2 separate regions of the Homo sapiens genome follow, and region 2 is linked to region 1. Evidence: read pairs that join two places in POLR2A ChIA-PET (ENCODE). Cell type or tissue: OCI-LY7. All regions are shown on one strand. Links, peaks and the distances in the headings refer to the core of each region. The heading gives the core; the rest is flanking DNA. Region 1 has its middle 11 kb from the start of MILR1. Region 2 overlaps SMURF2 (SMAD specific E3 ubiquitin protein ligase 2).

Region 1 (5,383 bases), core at 129-5,128:
AGCAAGACTCCGTCTCAAAAAAAAAAAAAAAAAAAAAAATGTTTTAGCTCAAATGATGATGCTGTTTGAAAATTTTATATACCCAATGATATGATTTCGCTCTGTGTCCCTGCCTAAATCTCATCTCGAATTGTAATCCCCAAGTGTTGAAGGAGGGATCTGGTGGGAGGTGATTTGATCATGGGGGTGGTTCCCCCATGCTTTTCTTGTGATAGTGAGTTCTCATGAGATCCAATGGTTTAAAAGTGTGTGGCAGTGTGGCAGTTCCCCCTGCCTCTCTCTCTCCTGCCGCCTTGTGAAGAAGGTGCTTGCTTCCCCTTTGTCTTCTGGCACAATCATAAGTTTCCTGAGGCTTCCCCAGCCATGCAAAACTGTGACTCAATTAAACCTCTTTCTTCATAAATTACCCAGTCTCAAGTAGTCCTTTCTGTTTTTTTTTTTTTTTTTTGAGACGAAGTCTCACTCTGTTGCCCAAGCTGGAGTGCAGGGGTGCAATCTTGGCTCACTGCAACCTCCATCTTCTGAGTTCAAGTGATTCTCCTGCCTCAGCCTCCCGAGTAGCTGGAACTACAGCCACCCACCACTATGCCCAGCTAATTTTTGTGTTTTTAGTAGAGATGGGGTTTCACTATGTTGGCCAGGCTGGTCTTGAACTCCTGACCTCATGATCCGCCCACCTCAGCCTCCCACAGTGCTGGGATTACAGGCATGAGCCACCATGGCCAGCCTCAAGTAGGTGTTTATAGCAGTGTTAAATCTGGCTAATACAGAAAATTGGTACCAGGAGTAGGGTACTGCTATAAAGATACCTGAAAATATGGAAGTGACTTTGGAACTGGGTAATGGGCAGAGGTTGGAAAAATTTGGAGGGCTCAGAAGAAGACAAGAAGATGGTTGGACATGGTGGCTCATGCCTGCAATCCCAGCACTTTGGGAGGCCAAGGTGTGAGAACTGCTTGAGCTCAGGAGTTCAAGACCAGCCTGGCCAACATGGTGAAACCATGTCTCTACTAGAAATTAAAAAAATATCTGGCCATGGAGGTGCATGCCTGTAATCCCAGCTACTCAGGAGGTTGAGGCATAAAAATTGCTTGAACTTGGGAGGCAGAGGTTGCAGTATGCTGAGATCATGCCACTGCACTCCCGCCTGGGCAACAGAGTGAGACTCTGTCTCAAAAAACAAAAACAAACCCAAGAAGAAGACAGGAAGATGTGGGAAAGTTTGGAACTTCCTAGAGACTTGTTGAATGGTTTTGACCAAAATGTTGATAGTGATATGGACAATGAAATCCACTCTGAGATGGTCTCAGATGGAGATAAGGAACTTATTGGGAACTGGAGTAAAGGTCACTCTCGCTATGCTTTAGCAAAGAGACTTGTGGTATTTTACTCCTGCCCTAAGGATGTGTGGAATTTTGACCTTGACAAATATGATTTAGGGTATCTGGCGTAAGAAATTGCTAAGCAGCAAAGTGTTCAAGAGGTGGGCTGGCTACTCCTAATGGCATACAGTCACATGCATTTACAAAGGGATAATCTGAAATTGGAATTTATATTTAAAAGGGAAGCAGAGTATAAAAGTTTGGAAAGTTGGGGCCAGGTGCAGAGGTTCATGCCTGTAATCCCAGCACTTTGGAAGGCTGAAGTGGGCAGATCACGAGGTCAGGAGTTCGAGACCAGCCTGGCCAACAAGGTGAAACCCTGCCTCTGAAAAAAAAAAAAATACAAAAATTAGCTGGGCGCAGTGGTGCGCACCTGTAGTCCCAGTTACTCAGGAGGCTGAAGCAGGAGAATTGCTTGAACCTGGAAAGAGGAGGTTGCAGTGAGCTGAGATTGCACCACTGCACTCCAGCCTGGGCAACAGAATGAAACTCCATCTCAAAAAAAAAAAAGTTTGGAAAGTTTGCAGCCTGACCATGTGGTAGAAAAGAAAAACCCATTTGCTGGGGAGAAATTCAAGCCCCTGGGCTGCATAAATTTGCATAAGTAAAGAGAAGCTGAATGTTAATAGCCAAGACAATGGCGCAAATATCTCCAGGGCATTTCAGAAATCTTCATGGCAGCCCCTCTCATCACAGGCCTGGAGGCCTAGGAGGGAAAAATGATTTTCCAGGCCAGGCCCAGGGCCCTTCTGCTCTGTGCAGCCTCAGGACATGGTGCCACACGTCCCAGCTGCTCCAGCTCCAGCCATGGCTAATAGGGACCAAGGTACAGTCCAGGCTGTTGCTTCAGAGGGTGCAAGCCCCAAGTCTTGGCAGCTTCCATGTGGTATTGGGCCTGTACGTGCACAGAAGACAACAGTTGAGCTCCGCCTAGATTTCAGAGGATGTATGGAAATGCTTGGATATCCAGGCAGAAGTCTGCTGCAGGGGTGGAGCCCTCATGGGCCTCTATTAGGGCAATGCAGAGGGGAAATGTGGGGTTGGAGCTCCCTACACAGAGTCCCCACTGGAGCATTGCCTAGTTGAGCTGTGAGAAGAGGGCTACCATCCTCCAGATCCCAGAACGGTAGATCCACTGACAACTTGCACTATGTGCCTGGAAAAACTGCAGGCACTCAATGCCAGCCTGTGAAAGCAGTTGTCCCTAAAGGCTATGATGTTAAGGGTTTTGTGGAAAATTTGGTGAGCAGGGGGCTTGGGAATGGGTGTTACTGATTGGTTGAGGATGAAATCATAGGGGTGTGGAAAACAGTCTTCATCAGTTGAGTCCACCTCTGCATGGAGCCACAGGATCAGCTGACTCATGAGTCATGGGTCCAGGTGGGGTCAGTCTGAAAGATCTCCAAAACACCAATTGTAGGTTTTACAATAGTGATGTTATCTACAGTGTTTCCAGAAAGGGGTTCTGATCCAGACCCCAGCAAACTAATGTTTCCTCCCCATTTTAGACCACATAGGGTAACTTCTAGACGTTGCCATGGCATTTGTATACTGTCATAGTGCTGGTGGGAGGAGTGTCTTTTAGCATGCTAATGCATTATATTAGCATAATGAGCAGTGAGGATGGCCAGAGGTCACTTTTGTTGCCATCTTGGATTTAATGGGTTTGGGCTGGTTTCTTTACTGCATGCTGTTTTATCAGTGGGTTCTTTATGACCTGTATCTTGTGCCAACCTCCTATCCCATCCTGTGACTAAGAATCCACAACCTCCTGAGAATGCAGCCCAGCAGGTCTCAGCCTTATTTTACCTAGCCCCTGTTCAAGATGGAGTCACTCTTGTTCCAACACCTCTGACACATTTCTTCCTCCCTTTTACAAGAGGACTAAGTGTTGTAGAGGGAGGAGGATCCATCATCAGTAACTTCTTTGGGCTGAATAGGGGTGGTGATATTCCTGCCTAATTATTAGGGTCTCTTTTATTCAGGGTAGAGAGGAGCTCAGTCAGAAAGCATTAGTATGGTGAGGGCCATTCATAACTCTGAGTTCTGACAAAAAGGTGGTATCTGGAAGATTAATAAGTATTCAATTTAAGAAAATGTTGGCCAGGCACAGTGGCTCATGCCTGTAATCCCAGTGCTTTGGGAGGCCAAGGCAGGCAGATCACCTGAGGTCAGGAGTTCAAGACCAGCCTGACCAACATAGAGAAACCCTGTCTCTACTGAAAATACAAAATTAGCCAGGTGTGGTGGCTCATGTCTGTAATCCCAGCTGCTCGAGAGACTGAGGCAGGAGAATCGCTTGAACATGGGAGGCGGAGGTTGTGGTGAGCCAAGATTGTACCATTGCACTCCAGCCTGAGCAACAAGAGCAAAACTCCATCTTAAAAAAAAAAAAAAAGAAAATGTTGAGTAAGTTTATCCTGCATTCCTACACAAAGAGTACAACAGCCATATATTCCATAATAGTAAAACAAAATAGATAAAATAATTCCAAGTAAACTAAATAGGAAGGCTTTCCATGAACTGGGCAATTGTTGGAACCAAGCTGATATGGAGTTGCTAGCCAATCCCAATGCATGCCCAGAATTATAAACCTGATGCAAATTTTTACATTGCCCATTCCTCCTGTTTCTGCTGAGCAGCAGACAGAGATCACTCATTGGTTCACAAAAATAATCAGGGTCAGTCTAAATAGCAGAAAAGTTCAGGTGTGATGGCTCACGCCTGTAATTCTAACACTTTGGGAGGCTGAGGAAGGTGGATCACTTGAGGCCAGGAGTTCAAGACCAGAGTAGCCAACATGGCGAAACCCCATCTGTACTAAAAATACAAAAATTACCTGGGTGTGGTGGTGGGTGTCTGTAATCCCAGCTACTCGGGAGGTCAAGGCATGAGAATCACTTGAACCCAGGAGGTGGAGGTTGCAGTGAGCCGAGATCATGTCGCTGCACTCCAGCCTGGGTGACAAAGTGAGATTCTGTCCAAAAAATAAAATTTAAAAAGCAGAAAAAACTCAAAAACAATGGATGAGACCAGACTCTAATAACAGATATGTATTAGTCCGTTTTCACACTGCTGATAAGGACATAGCCAAGACTGGACAATTTACAAAAGAAAGAGAGTTTTAATGGACTTACAGTTCCACATGGCTGGAAAGGCCTCACAATCATGATGGAAGGCAAGGAGCTGCAAGTCACGTCTTACATGAATGGCAGCAGGCAAAGAGAGAGCTTGTGCAGGGAAACTCCCCCTTATAAAACTATCAGCTTTCATGAGACTTATTCACTATCATGAGAACAGCATGGGAAAGGCCTGCCCCCATGATTCAATTCCCTCTCACCAGGTCCCTCCCACAATGTGTGGGAATTCAAGATGAGATTTGGGTGGGGACACAGCCAAACCATATCAAGGTATACCATAGTTTTTGATACACAATTTTTTCTCTCTCTCATCTTCCATTTTTATTAAATTAAAACAAATCATGATAGGACTGATTTGTTTGCAAAACAGGCTTTAATCTTATGATACTTGGCATATTATCGGCATAATGTGCAGCAAGAATAATTATTTGCTATATAGGCTTCTTTTAAATTTGGCTTTGATTGCCAGGCACGGTGGCTCATGCCTGTAATCCCAGCACTTTGGGAGGCTGAGGCAGGCAGATCACCTTAGGTCAGGAGTTCAAGACCAGCCTGACCAACATGGAGAAACCCTGTCTCTACTAAAAATACAAAATTAGCTGGGCGTGGTGGTGCATGCTTGTAATCCCAGCTACTCAGGAAGCTGAGGCAGGAGAGTCACTTGAACCCAGGAGGCGGAGGTTGCAGTGAGCAGATATCACACCATTGCACTCAAGCCTGGGCAACAAGAGCAAAACTCCATCTCAATAATAATAATAATCATAATAGAAAAATAAAATTGGCTTTGATGTAACTTTGTTCTGTAAGGACTCTTAGATTAGAGTTTTTAAGGCCTTGAGCCCAGCCACTGATTAATCTGTG
Region 2 (5,383 bases), core at 304-5,303, 160 kb before region 1:
AATAATATATTTTATTTAATTCAGTATATCAAAAATACTTTCAACATGTCAGTATAAAAATATTGAGCTACTTACACATATATGTATATATACATATTTACTATGTCTCTAAAAAATCAGCGGTTTTCTCATTTTATGTTAAGAAAAAAAAAAATCAGTGGTTTATTTTGCAGCTTGCCTCAATTTGGACTAGCCACACTTGAAGTCCTCAAGGGTCTCGTGGTTGGTGGGTACCATTTTGGAAATTGTAGGTTTAGAGTATTGCTGATGGCATCCTGATTTTGATCTTTCATGACTGTTGTTTTCCACTGGAAGTTTCTTTATTCCTCTGTCACTGTTATTTTCTTTTAAAAAAAATTGTGGCCACCCTAGTGGGTATGAAGTTGTATCTGGTCATGGTTTTGAGGTGCATCATGACTAATGATGTTGAACATCTTTCTTGTACTTATTAGGTTTTATCTTACAATTAATATTAATTGGCTGTCAGAAGCATCTCTTATGATTGTTTCCAAAGTCATTTTACAAAACCCTTGCCTTTAATTGGCTAAGTATACAAACAAAATCTAATAATTAAATTTTAGCCCAAAATCCTGAGTACATATTTTGGTCTATATGGTAACATTGTATTCACCTATAGAGGTGTCCCTCTCTCCCTTTCAACAAAACATCCTGAAACTTGTTTATAAATCATGTATTTGTTAGTAAGTCAAAGTTTTAATAGAAGCTAATAGAGCCCTCTATTTAACTTTCAATTGCAAAAGGAATTTACTGTTTTTGTTGCCATGTATGTTATATTACATGAGGTTTCATTAAAGTGAGAGCATGTACTTCTCTATGTATAAGAAAAGGTAATATTTTGGATTCATTTCTGGCCCAGGAATATTTGGACAGAATGTTTGTGACATGTACGCTTAAGTAATACAATATATTTCATAATTTTTAGTAATTCAGAGTTAGGCTATCTTCCAGAAGGTCTATAATTAGCAATTTCTTATTATGATTTAATGTAGAGCTTCCCAACCTTTTCATATCATGGTACACATAAAAAATATGGCACATTGGACTACACAGATGAAGTTGCTTAAGCCAGTGGTGCGTTGCCCTGAGGACTGAGGTAATCAATATATGTATTTCAGCATACCTGTAAACCAGGCTTACTAGTTGGACAACTGGTTTAACGTAACTTTTTTTTTTCTTTTTTTGAGACGGAGTTTTGCTCTTGTTGCCCAGGCTGGAGTGCAGTGACGCAATCTAGGCTCACCACAACCTCCGCCTCCCGGGTTCAAGTGATTCTCCTGCCTCAGCCTCCCAAGTAGCTGGGATTGCAGGTGCATGCCACCGTGCCTGGCTAAGTTTTTTTGTATTTTTAGTAGAGACAGGGTTTCTCCATGTTGGTCAGGCTGGTCTCGAACTCCTGTCCTCTGGTGATCTGCCTGCCTCGGCCTCCTAAAGTGCTAGAATTACAGGCGTGAGCCACCGCGCCCGGCCTAATGTAACTTTTTAAAAAATGTTCAGCTTGGGTAATTCAGCTACTTAATACTTGATTCTGGCTCTGGAATTACATGCCAGTAGATACATGCCAAGATAGAACTGGTAGGTGTATTCGAAAATTGGTACATGCATACTGAACAATATTTTAATTCAGATTTTTTCATTTGCAAGCAACAGAGACCAAATTCAAATTGGCTTAATTTTTTAAAAGGGAATGTACTGATTTGCATAATTAAAAGCCTGGGGTGGGCATTTTTTAGGCACAGCTGGATCCCGGGGCTCAAGTGTACCTTCCATGTCACTTATTTAAAAGCTTTAGTCCTTACTTAAATGGTTTAGGCTTTTCTGTATACTAGGTGAATTTTTCTGATATTGTAATTTATTGAATGATACTTTAAGATCAAGGTTGCTGGACCAAAAATTTGACCTCTTATTGTCATTGAAATAGAGCTAGGATTCTACTGACATGTTATTTTATTATCTTTTTGCATGGGTTGATGCCATGTTAACAATTGGCTGTGGTAGAGCTTTTACATACTTACAGGCATATGCACAGACAAGTACAGTAACGCTTTTCCCTGCTCTGCTTGTCTGCAGGCAGTGAAGTGAAATCTGCAAGAGTCCTGCTCGCTCAAGGCCTGCATACAGGAAAGAAGCAGGGGAAAAGCGTTACAAACAGCTTTTGTTCTACAGCATTTTAAAATATAACAGGTAGGTCAGATTTTTGGTCTGTCAGCCTTGACACTATCCCTTGAAAAGTAGGTCATGTCATCGACATGTATTTAAAATGTGACTGTGATAAAAGTTTTTAAGATTCTTTTTCTTGCAAAGAAGTTATTTAATAAACTCCCTTAGTGTTATTAGACATTAGCTACTAAAATAGCCTTTTTACTGACTAGAATTATAGCCCAGCTTGAGAGTGGCAGATGTGATAAAAATATACTAAAATTTTCAAGATTTTTAAAAATTTAAATTCAATCCTGTGGATTAACTCAAGACATATTTTGCATAATCTAGCCAGATTCTGAAGCATATTAGTAACTTTAGAATATAAAAAGAACAAAAGAAAAATTTTACGCCAACTGCCTGTAACTACCAAGTTACTCATGCAGCCGTTTTGTTTTTTAGGTATATTGGAAAGTCTGATTCAGTTACGATCAGTGTATGGAATCACAAGAAGATCCATAAGAAACAAGGTGCTGGATTTCTCGGTTGTGTTCGTCTTCTTTCCAATGCCATCAACCGCCTCAAAGACACTGGTTGTGAGTAGATACGAGTGCTTTTCCAATTAAAAAACATATATGTGTGTGTGTGTATATGTATTTGTGCATATACATATATACATGCACTATATATGTATCCTCAAATATATATTTAAAAATAATATATATATTTGAGTATGTTGGTAGGGCTTCAAACACAACTTCTTGTGCATGTCTGAAACATTGGTAAAAATTCCTGATCTAAATTTATTTTGTAGACTTAAAAAAAAAAGAAACATTTTAAATATGTGAAACTTACAGCCAAATCAGGGCTGATGCTTCATTTCCAGCTAATTTAAAAGTATTAAGAAATGATTGATATCCAGAATGGCAAAAATAAAGGTATCAGGATGTATATGCCTTTTAAAATTTCTTAGTATCCTTTTCTGGTTTTGGTGGATTTGTGGATGAAATGCTTTTATTTAGGTGATTGGAGTATTTAAGCTGGCAGTTAAAGGGCAATTACGAAGGGGTAAGAATGGTATAATACATAAAACTGCTGTGACAAAATTAAAAGTTAAAGATTAAACGTTATTTTGAGTGTACAACAGCTGTATTAACTACTTAACTGTAGCTGAGTTTATCATCAGCCTGAGGATTTAGAAGATTAGACCAAGATCAGGACATTAGAAGTGGTTTTCATAATGGATTTATAAGTTGACTTAGCATAACCAGGTGAGTCTTTTGGATGGGTCTTTCCATTGGAACATAAATGGGAATTCCTTTTTCAACAGGTTTTTTTTGTGTGTTTGTTTCTATAGAATTCTTTTTTATATAATGTAAAAAATACCGTTAGTCATCGTCATGGGATTTTAGCCCAGATGCATATGCTAAACAAACTCACATAAGATCTAAGGAAATTAATAAACAAAAAAGAGTAAATTTAGCATTGACTATTAAATATATCAAGAGATTGTCTCTTTTAATGTAGTATGATACCACAGCATAGGTATATATTGACCTTGTGAAAAAGAAAAGGGCAGAAAATTGAGCTAGAAGTTCTTAGTCCAAGATATTTAAAGGCATCTAAGAAATTCTTGTATTTCTGGGCTGACAGGGTAACCAACAGTAGAGAAAAGACACTGGGATTGGAAAAAATGAATTGCATATAAAAGTAAACTGTTTTATTACTCAGCAAACTGAAAACTTATAGGTCAAATGTCTGACATTATCCCTAGTTCAATAAGTTTACAGTTATTGAAGACTTAATGTGCTACTGTTCTAAACCCTGGCTGTATAAAGGAGAAAAAGGCATGAATCCTGTCCTCTGAGAAGGAAGGGCAAAGGCCTGCTGGCAAAGGGAGCATGCCGCATTGGAAGGACTGAATAGGAGAGGAGGAGTTAGTTGCTCTGCAGAATCCACTGTATAGCCAGCTTAGTAGCACCCATTTATTTTGCAAAGGGAAAAATGTCTGTATTTTTGGTTGGATAAGTAGGGACTGTAGTTTAGGGGCATGGATTTTTCTGTTTCTTGTGACTGCTTCATTGTATTAATTTATTTGACTTTTTTGATGTGCAGTAATATTGAATTTATCAAATATTTATTGAGCACCTACCTGATGTAATGTTCTACCAGATTGGAGTGGAAAATACAAAGACTAAGATATGGTCTCCTCCATTTATCAATTCACAGATAAGTAGACAGATGGCATACAGTTGTAAAAGCATTCAGCTATAAGTGCTGTAATCAAAGTAAAACCAGCGTACTTTAGGTGACATTGTTCCTTACTGTAACTTTCAGGGCCAGGTCAGTGTTATATCTCTTTTACAGATGAGGCATCTGAGAGAAGAAATGATTTGCTCCTAAATGAATGAGTGACAGAACTGATGCAAACCCAGATTTTACAGTTTATTCTTGGCTTCTTATGAATACTTTTTTGGGTCCATGTCATTTGAAATGGTTAGTTAAAAAATGATAATGACAACTAACATTTGTTGACCACTTATGTGCCAGGCACTATGCTGAGAGTTTGGCATAATTATCTGATTTAATCCTCAAAAAAATATGAGGATTCACATATTGTCATATGTGAGAAAACCAAGGCTTAGGGATAAATTCCTTAAGACCAACAATTATTAAGACTCAGACTAAAGTGGTCTAAAAGTTTTGGAGAGAAAGTGACTGCATGTTGGCAATGTAATACACCAGTGTTTGGTTTTTGAAATCTGAACTCTTTAAATGATAGGTTTGATTTCTAATGGATTGTGGAAATTTATTGTCACTCTATAGATGTTAGAATCTCTGATACCAGCTAATTTTTTCGTTGCTTTCTTTGTTGACTTCAAATAGATCAGAGGTTGGATTTATGCAAACTCGGGCCAAATGACAATGATACAGTTAGAGGACAGATAGTAGGTAAGTGTGGAATTTAAAGTTACATGAATTTTGGTTTCAAACTGACCTAAAGTGTAAAATACCTTTTAAATCAAAGTATAATAACTGTAGCTTCATTGTGTTGGCCTGAATTAAATGAGCCAGGTAAAATGTTACAGTGAATCCAGGATCCAGGTTAACTTAATTTAAAAAACTTTAATGTAAAAAAAAAAAAAAGTTTTGTGAAGAACTGTTGATCCTTCAGGATATAATTCTTTCAAAGTATCCTAATATAGTAGAGCACTAAGTTCAGACT

The links. Peaks named below come from ENCODE experiments on the same cell type or tissue, not always from the same donor. Only the 100,000 strongest peaks of a DNase experiment are listed, where the experiment ranks them.
Region 2: POLR2A ChIA-PET joins it to region 1 with 5 read pairs; 5 of 35 experiments call an interaction of 5 or more read pairs at or near these places.

What each region holds. Positions count from the first base shown.
Region 1 is chr17:64,435,115-64,440,497 of GRCh38, reverse strand. No RefSeq gene overlaps it. Among named protein-coding and RNA genes, the nearest start is that of MILR1, 11 kb to the left of the region's middle. In OCI-LY7, for the core only: no CTCF peak of the experiment used is centred there; a DNase peak (open chromatin) is centred at 2,357.
Region 2 is chr17:64,590,810-64,596,192 of GRCh38, reverse strand. It overlaps SMURF2 (SMAD specific E3 ubiquitin protein ligase 2), which reads left to right. Exons shown (of 19, transcript NM_022739.4): 4 at 2,620-2,753; 5 at 5,044-5,109. Among named protein-coding and RNA genes, the nearest start is that of SMURF2, 69 kb to the left of the region's middle. In OCI-LY7, for the core only: no CTCF peak of the experiment used is centred there; no DNase peak of the experiment used is centred there.